2 separate regions of the Homo sapiens genome follow, and region 1 is linked to region 2. Evidence: read pairs that join two places in POLR2A ChIA-PET (ENCODE). Cell type or tissue: MCF 10A. All regions are shown on one strand. Each heading gives the region's core, and the rest is flanking DNA. Links, peaks and the distances in the headings are about the cores only.

Region 1 (4,390 bases), core at 294-4,293, 100 kb before region 2:
GGCAGTGAACTGCCTCCGTATCAACTGTCCCCCCAATGAGCTCTGTTCTTTTCTTTGTAGAGTCACTTATACCTACTGGTCACTGACCAGGGCTTTCTACAGGAGGAGCAAGTCGTATGGGAGAGCCTGCACAATGTGGATGGAGACAGCTGCTTTTGTGACTCTGACTTTCACCTGAGTCATTCCCTGGGCAAGGGGCCTGGAGCAGAAGGTGGGAGTGGCTCCCCAGAAACGCAGCTGCAGGTAGACCAGGTGTGTAGGGCACTTAGGAAAAGTGCAGAGAGCACATGTGCCTCAGAGAGCTTTTTACTGCATACATTTTAACTGCTAGAGGCCATGTGAACCCATGCCTCTCTCTCTGGGTTACCTCAGACCGTCTCCTCACTTGGTGTGTATTCTCTGGCACCACAGATAATGCATTTGGCTGTGTGTGCTGCTCTGTGGGGAGAAAGAGCTAGAGAATTTGAGGGATGTGGGAAAACTGATTTGGAAACCTTGCCTGAATAGCCACGGCTCTGGGCCTCAGCCCACTGCACAACTCTTGTTCTCCCCAGGACTACCTGATTGCTCTGTCCCTGCAGCAGCAACAGCCACGAGGCCCGCTGGGGCTTACCGACTTGGAGCTGGCCCAGCAGCTTCAGCAAGAGGAGTATCAACAGCAGCAGGCAGCGCAGCCAGTGCGGATGCGGACGCGGGTCCTGTCACTGCAGGTGGGCTGCTGCCTGGGCGCCCACACTCCCGGTTTCCACCTCATGCTTTGCCGGGTCCAGAACACCTGTTATTCCTGCACTGGTCTCTTCAAGGTTTCTTCTCTCAGAGTCCTTCCCCTGCCTGTCCCTCTCCCCTGGAGCCCCTTCCTGTCTTCCTCTCCCTACTCTCTGTCCCAATCCTGACACCCCTTCTTCTAGAATCTCTTCTTGTGCTCTTCCAAGGAAGTTCAGTGACCAATTGTTAAATCCGATACAGGGGAGAGGAGCCACATCTGGACGCCCAGCCGGGGAGCGTCGGCAGAGGCCGAAGCACGAGTCAGACTGCATTCTGCTGTAGCTCTGCCCCAGTGCCAGGCTGGCCTGCCCCTTCTTCCAGAGGCTATGGCTAGTTGGCTTGCTCCCCCGCCTCCACCCCTGAGATGTGCTGGATAACTTATTTATGGACTGTTGGGGATGAGAGCAGGCAACAAATGCCAAGGTCAGACTTGGTAATGTCCTTGACCTCACGTGCTGCTGCCTTCTCTGCCTCCCATCCAGGGCAACACTAGGATTGGTGGGTTTCTGGTTCTCAACTCCCGGTCCCTGAATAGTCACACGTATGTACAGACTGAGGCTCTGGGGTGAGGTCCCTATCCAGAATGCATCTCTTCTGCTTCCCATCCCTGCTGCCTGGATGCTCCTGATCACCTAGGCAGGCCTGTCTCCAGTTGTTTCAGAGCTTAATTTGGGTTTCTATCTCTTATTTGTAATGCCTTCCTGGGGTTTGGAAATAAAACTTCTGGCCGGGCACGGTGGCTCACTCCTGTAATCTCAACAATTTGAGAGGCCAAGGTGGGCGGATCACCTGAGGTTAGGAGTTCGAGACCAGCCTGCCCAAAAAGGTGAAACCCCGTCTCTACTAAAAATACAAGAAATTAGCTGGGCGTCATGGTGGGCGCCTGTAATCCCAGCTACTCGGGAGGCTGAGGCAGGAGAATCACTTGAACCTGGGAGGTGAAAGTTGCAGTGAGCCGAGATCGCACCATTGCACTCCAGCCTGGGCGACAAGAGCAAAACTGTCTAAAAAAAAAAAAAACCTTCTTTCCTGAGATCTGTTGTTTGCCTTACCCTGAAGCAATAGGGTTAAGTATTTGACCCAATTGAAGAATGCAAAAAGCGGGAGGTGGGTCAGAGGCAGGAAGGTGGTTACCTGTCATTTCTTTTTTTCTTTTTTTTTTTTTTTTGAGATGGAGCCTCGCTGTATTGCCCAGGCTGGAGTGCAGTGGTGCAATCTGAGCTCACTGCAACCTCCGCCTCCCGGATTCAAGCGATTCTCCTACCTCAGCCTCCTGAGTAGCTGGGACTACAGGCATGCGCCACTGCGCCCAGCTAATTTTTGTATTTTTAGTAGAGACGGTTTCGCCACTTTGGTCAGGCTAGTCTTGAATTCCTGACCTCAAGTAATCCGCCTGCCTTGGCCTCCCGAAGTGCTGGAATTACAGGCGTGAGCCACTGCGCCCAGCTACCTGTCATTTCTAATATAGCCTGCAGGGGGAACCAAAGCCTGACTTTTTGTTTTTGTTTCTGTTTTTGTTTTTGTTTTCTATGGGAAATAGTGCTCTCCTGGGAGGTGGGTTTCCAAATCTCTGCTTGGACACATGAATTTGAGGGTTGTGCTCTCCACTAACCCAAGAATTCCCATGCTGGGGAGGGTAGCTTGGCCCTCCGCTTGCTTCCCAGTTCATACAGATGGTCCTTTGCTCCCTCTATTTCTCACCTTGTTCTAATGCCTGTTTCTCAATTATTTTGCCTGAAGTTTCCTGGAGAATGAGGGTGAGGGGAGACCTGGAGTGGGAGACCTGGGTGTGGATTACTGTAGCACTAAGGCAAAACAGGATTCCTGCGGAATAGCCAAGTGCACATCAAAGGCACTTCCAACTCCAGTGCCTCTTCCCGGTCCATGTCCTGCTCCACCCAACCTTCAATCAGGGAACACAAACAACAGCGAAGTTTGCCAAAAGAATTCGAGTATCAGTGAGATGTTCTGGCCAGGGTACAGGAGGGATGAGTGAGGCAGAAACTATCAAAGAAAACTCATTTCCCCACACCCAAGAAGGAGCTGGATGACCCAGGTACAGATATAATTTTGAGATGGGAAAATTAAGGGATTTTAAAGAAACAGTTCCAGCCTCAACAAGAAGCTAGAGAATGTGGTGCTCAGTGAGGGGTTATCCTACTTGGAGGCCCAGCTGGTCTCCCAGGTTCAGCCAAACACGGAAATCTCAGATCCTCGGATGTCATGTGGGGTGGGGCAGGGAAGTCTCACATGTCTTCAGCCCTGCACAAGGCCAGGAGGGCTGACTGGCAATCCCCTTTCACTGCATCCTGCAGACAAGGGAATTCAGTGTTAGAAAGATCCACCACCACTATGGCCCAAGTGCTCTCTCCCCTCCTTTGGGCTGGTCCATCACAGTTCATCTGGGAGGGAAGGGTCCTCCCGGGAGCTCAGAGTCCTGCACTACATTAACCAAAGACTCCTGGGTTTTCTTTTTTAAGATGGAGTCTTGCCCTGTCACCCAGGTGGGAGTGCAGTGGCACGATCTTGGCTCACTGCAACCTCTGCCTTCTGGGTTCAAGCGACTCTCCTGCCTCAGCCTCCTGAGTAGCTGGGATTACAGGTGCACGCCACCATGCCTGGCTAATTTTTGTATTTTTAGTAGAGACGGGGTTTCACCATGTTGGTCAGGGTGGTCTTGAACTCCTGACCTCGTGATCCGCCCACCTCAGCCTCTCAAAGTGCTGGGATTACAGGCGTGAGCCACTGTGCCTGGCTAACTACTGGGTTTTCTATGGGGCAAGAATATGCTCAGCTGTGTGCAGGGAGTGAGGGTGGAGGTGAGGAGTGAAGGCCTGAGGCTCCAGGCTAAGAAGTAGCCAAGTTTCACCTGGAGAGAAGAGTAGAGGGACTTCCCAAATTTCTTCCTGAACTCAGCTCTGATACTCAGAAGGTCAGTCTCACATCGAGAGATAAGGATGCGAATCAGGACTTGGTAATTGGGCTCAGTTTCCTAGTAGGGGAAGAAAGAGATGGGGGGTAGTTAGTGAGAGTCTCACTGAGAGTAGGGGTTGAATGGCTTGGAGGGTTATTGTAGGAAGGGGAGGCAAGGTGGGAGTCAAGGGATAAGAGTGTACATTATACATTATCTCGGGACAAAAGTTATGTTTGTCCATCCTCAAGGAAGATGACACAGCAGGAAAGATCAGTCTCTGTGGGGGCAGCTTGAGTATTTATTTCTTTCCACATGTCTTTCCTGCCCCTACCATTAGCTTAGAGCTGTGTACCTCCAGAATTTGGTGGTGAGCAGCTCCAAAGATAGGTACACCAGGAAGGCTAGAAAAGATTTGGTGCATATAAAGACTGCCAGCATGAAAACCAGGAAAACTGCTTTTAACTTTCAAGTTAGTGAATATCCAAGGAGGATATACCTGCCCTATCCCTAAACTGAGCTGATGAGGCTCTGATAGGGTTCAAGGTTGTGTGACTTCTAGTTCTGATTCCAACCCAATAGGGCCATCTCACAGCCCCATCTCTGCATATTAGTTTCTCCGGTTGGACCCTTAGGCTGAAACATTGCTATCTTCCTCCTGTACATGCAGCAGGCCTGTTTTTTGGCTAAAGAAAGTAATGAAAGGTTCAGTTT
Region 2 (4,390 bases), core at 226-4,225:
TCTTGAGGGCCAGATATGGACTCCACAGATAGGGTCCAGTCTGAGGTCATATAAAAGAAGATTCCACCCAAGAGGGCTTCCTCTTAGGTGGAATTCAACTTAGGATGAAGTTACTTTAACAGAATGTGGCTAGAGGTAAATATATTAGACTCAGCATTGTAAAGTCCAATGGGAAGAAGGAGATTGACTCTGAGGCATCTGCAGATAAATAACCTTAATGGGGGAATTTCTGAGAAACCTATAAAAAGCACATCATGAGAGAAAGTGCCCTGAACATCATCCTAGAAAGACAAAAAAAAAAACCCCACATCTATAGTGCTAGCTTCTTGGGAGGATTGCTTGAGCCCAGGAGTTTGAGGCTAGCCTGGGCAACAAAGCAAGACCATGTCTCTTAAATAGAAAAAAGCCAATAGATTTGTTTTGAAAAGTGGTTTAATGGGTGTTTTGGTTACACACAAGCAAAGCTAAAATCTTGTTTGGTAAAGAGTTAATTGGGATGATGCAGAGCTAAACTGCTCTGTGAAACAATATCATGAGTTGTGGTCATTATGGTACAGAGTTGTACCTTGCCAGAGAATTGCAAGGAAGTTGTCCTAAGACCTAGGATGAGAGAAAAGTGGTCCAGAGTTCCTCCCAATGGCTAAAAAGTATGGAAATATTGGTAAATATCTGTACCACCCTTTGGGTGTATATATATATTATTTATAGATATATCACATTGTTTATGTATCTTGTCCTTTCTATAGTGCTCTTTCAGAACAAGGTCATATGCATTTTTGCATTCAAAATTGCAGTGATTTCTCACTCCCTGTATCTATTAATATCCTTTTGGAGGCTGGCCTGTGGTGGCTCATGCCTGTAATCCCAGCACTTGGGAGGCTGAGGCAGGTGGATCGCTTGAGCTTGGAGTTTGAGACCAGCCTAGGCAACATGGAGAAACCCCATTTCTACAAACCATACAAAAGTTAGCCGGTGTGGTGGCTTATGCCTAAAGACCCAGCTACTTGGGAGGCTGATGCTGGAGAATCACTTGAGCCTGGGAAGTAGAGATTGCAGTGAGCCAATATTGTGCCACTGCACTCCAGCCTGGGCGACAGTGAGACCCCTTTTGGGCCTATTTCCAAAATATTTCTCACATAAATTTTCTTCTCTGTTTCTTTCCAGCCACCTCTGTACTCCAGGCCATCAAATGCCAGCCTCCTGTAAATACACTCTGATTTCCTGAAAACACTCTTATTCCCCTCCAAACTACAAAGTGATCTTTAATAAATGCAAATTGATCAGTCATCTGATCAAAATCTGTTTTCAGCTTCCCACTGTCTTAATGGGGCTCCAAGGCTCTTGACAATTTATTCTAACCTTATTTCTTACCTCTCTGTCCCTTGTACTTTCTAACCTGGCAATAGTGGGCTTCTCACAGTTCCATGAATTTTGCCTGCCCCTCTCTTCCCCTTTGCTTTCAAGCCTTTTCCTTTAACATTCTCTTTGTGTTATTCTCTTCCCTCTATATTCAACTTCTAGGCTTTGCTTAAATATAAATTTTCTAGGGAGATCTTTCAGTAATATTCACTATAATTTATTATATTACTTTAGTCTGTACTGGCTGATAAAATTGTAATCCTTTATGAGAGTAGGGATCATATAGAATTTGTTTATCCTAAAAGTCTGGGATATATTAGATGTTCAATAAATATTTGTTCAGTGAATGAATGTAGCCCTATATGTTTCTAAAGTGGGTATGTAAAACTTTGTTGAATGAATGAATGACTTTGAGATATGGTGTTGGCACTGAATTAAGACAGGAGAAGACTACTGGTGATCTAAAAGGAAATAGTGTTATAGTAGTAAAGAAGGAATCCAGGTTTTAGTGGATAAAGCAGCAAAGGACAGTGAGGAAATAAAGACACTAAGATTTTAAATCATTTATGAGAAGTTCAACTAGGAAAGAAAGAAGAGAAGTAGAATAGCAGCTGAAAGCCTATTTGCAGAATTAAGTGAGGGATTCCTTTTCACAGGCAGAACAGAAAGGTATCAGGTAGGATGCTTTTGGTTGCGAGTGACAGAAAAGCCCACTCACATGAGACTTAAAAATAAAATGGAATTTATTGACTCATATGGCCAAAAAGTCCAGAGTGAGACTACCTTTAGCTATGGCTGAATCCAGTGATTCAAAGTATCAGGGTTCTGCCTTTATGTGTCTATGGCTTTTCTTAACCCTGCCTTTCTTCTATGTTGATTTAATCCCCAGTTTGGCTTCCCTTACGGTATCAAGAATGGCTCCAGCAAATTCAAACCTCACATATTCCCCCTACCTATCATCTCTCCTGCTCCTTTCCAGAGGAAAAAAGAACACATTCTTGTTTGCAAGCAACAGGAACGGATTCTCCGTTAAACAGAAAATATATTTATTGTAAAGAGGTCAGATAGCTCTCAGAAAGAGAACTAGTCTTATAAACAGACAGAAATCAAGAGAAGCCAGCCATCAGGAACCATAGCCAGGGAGAGCACAGGAAAAGTCTGGTTAGGGCAATGCTGGCATTAGACATTGCCACCACCAGACACTGCTGTTGCCGAGCACTGCTGCTACTGTCATTGGATACTGCTGCCTCTGGCATGGCTGAATTATAAATTGTGTCATCTTTGTGTCACTCAATAGTCTAGTCTCTGGCTAGAGCATCTGACTGGTCAAGGCTGAGTCATGCACTAACACCTTGGCTGCCAGAGGGTGGAAGAGGGAATATTTGATTTCTCTAGGCCTCCGCAGTGGGAATTGTTTCTGACAGATTCATGTGAAGAAAGACTTCTTCATGGCCGGGTGCAGTGGCTCACGCCTGTAATCATCCCAACACTTTGGGAGGTCGAGGCAGGTGGATCACTTGAGGTCAGGAGTTCAAGACCAGCCTAGTCAACATAGTGAAAGCCCATCTCTACTGAAAATACAAAAATTAGCTGGGCGTAGTGGTGCGCACCTATAATTCCAGATAATTGGGATGCTGAGGTAGGAAGATCACTTGAACCTGAGAGGTGGAGGTTGCAGTGAGCTGAGATCGCGTCTCTGCACTGCAGCCTGGGCAACAGAAAGAGACTTCGTCACACAAAATTAAAAAAAGAAAAAAAAAGAAAAAAAAGATTTCCCCAAACAGGAAGGGTAGTTGGATGTTGGGCAGACAAAAAATGACAAACATCCATTCTTTGGTCTTGGCCCCAATCTAGCTATAGTCTATTTTTTAAAAATTCACCTAAAATTTAAAGACATGGAAAGGCTGAAAATAAAAGGGATAGAAAAAGGCATATTTGGTAAAGACTAGCCAAAATAAAATTTTATATCTATAAAATTTTATAGCTATATTAATATCAGACAAAATAGAACTAAATACAAAAAGCATCATATATATATATATGTATATATATATGTTTTTTTGAGGGGGACGGAGTCTCACTGTGTCACCCAGGCTGGGGTGCAGTGGTGCGATCTCGGCTCACTACAACCTCCTCCTGGTTCAAGCAATTCTCCTGTGTCAGCCTCCTGAGTAGCTGAGACTACAGGCACGCGCCACCACATCCGGCTAATTTTTTATTTTTAGTAGAGGTGGGGTTTCACCATGTTGGCCAGGCTGGTCTCAAACTCCTGACCTCAGGTGATCCACCCGCCTCAGTCTCCCAAAATGCTGGGATTACAGGCATGAACCACTGTGCCTGGCCACAAAAAGCATTATTAAGGATAGAGAGGATTAATAAATAATGATCAAGGGTTCAATTCAGTAGGAAGATATAACAATTCTAAATTATATGTACCTACATGGGTACACTGAAAGTCCAGACTTTACCACATTGATATATGCATGTGAGAAATCTGCACTTGTACCCGCTAAATAAAATAAATAAATAAATACATTATATGCATCTAATAAAACAGTCTTAAATAAGAAAGCAATAGAACTCTAGAGAGAAATAGATATAAACCACCATTATGGTAGATAGAACACACATTCTTCTCAAGTATTAATAGGTTGACTAGGCAAAAATCAGTGAAGATATAGAATATTTGAATAATACAATTAACAAGCTTGATTTATTGAACATCTATAAAATCTTGTGCCCTATAATTAGCAAATTCATATTTTTCCATTGTAGTCTTTAATCCCATTTGAGTTGGGCTTTTCGGTCATGTGTAACTAAGAATCCTACTTCTGTTTTAAATAACTAGAAAGTTTCTATTCCCTGCAAATAAATCCTGATTGACACAAATACCAAGCTGAGTTTTTCCCAGAAATGCAAGGGTAGTTTACATGAGAAAACCTGTAAGTGACATTTAATATATAGATTAAATGAAAAAATTACCTCAATGATTACAGAAAAAGCATTTGATAAAACTTAATACTAGCCAAGA

What was found. ChIA-PET counts read pairs that join two places held together with the same protein. Peaks named below come from ENCODE experiments on the same cell type or tissue, not always from the same donor. Only the 100,000 strongest peaks of a DNase experiment are listed, where the experiment ranks them.
Region 1: POLR2A ChIA-PET joins it to region 2 with 7 read pairs; 5 of 35 experiments call an interaction of 5 or more read pairs at or near these places.

What each region holds. Positions count from the first base shown.
Region 1 is chr1:150,993,944-150,998,333 of GRCh38, reverse strand. It overlaps ANXA9 (annexin A9), which reads right to left. Exons shown (of 14, transcript NM_003568.3): 13 at 3,635-3,757; 14 at 2,700-3,074. The coding sequence ends at 3,012. It overlaps MINDY1 (MINDY lysine 48 deubiquitinase 1), which reads left to right. Exons shown (of 10, transcript NM_001376665.1): 8 at 61-252; 9 at 555-710; 10 at 967-1,499. The coding sequence ends at 1,047. Among named protein-coding and RNA genes, the nearest start is that of MINDY1, 11 kb to the left of the region's middle. RefSeq lists enhancers at 290-789, 2,139-2,358. In MCF 10A, for the core only: a CTCF peak has its summit at 2,237 (motif pointing right); a DNase peak (open chromatin) is centred at 2,233.
Region 2 is chr1:150,894,066-150,898,455 of GRCh38, reverse strand. All of the region lies in intron 1 of CTXND2 (cortexin domain containing 2), which reads right to left. It also overlaps a transcript of LOC107985204 not described here. Among named protein-coding and RNA genes, the nearest start is that of CTXND2, 9.1 kb to the right of the region's middle. In MCF 10A, for the core only: no CTCF peak of the experiment used is centred there; a DNase peak (open chromatin) is centred at 2,675.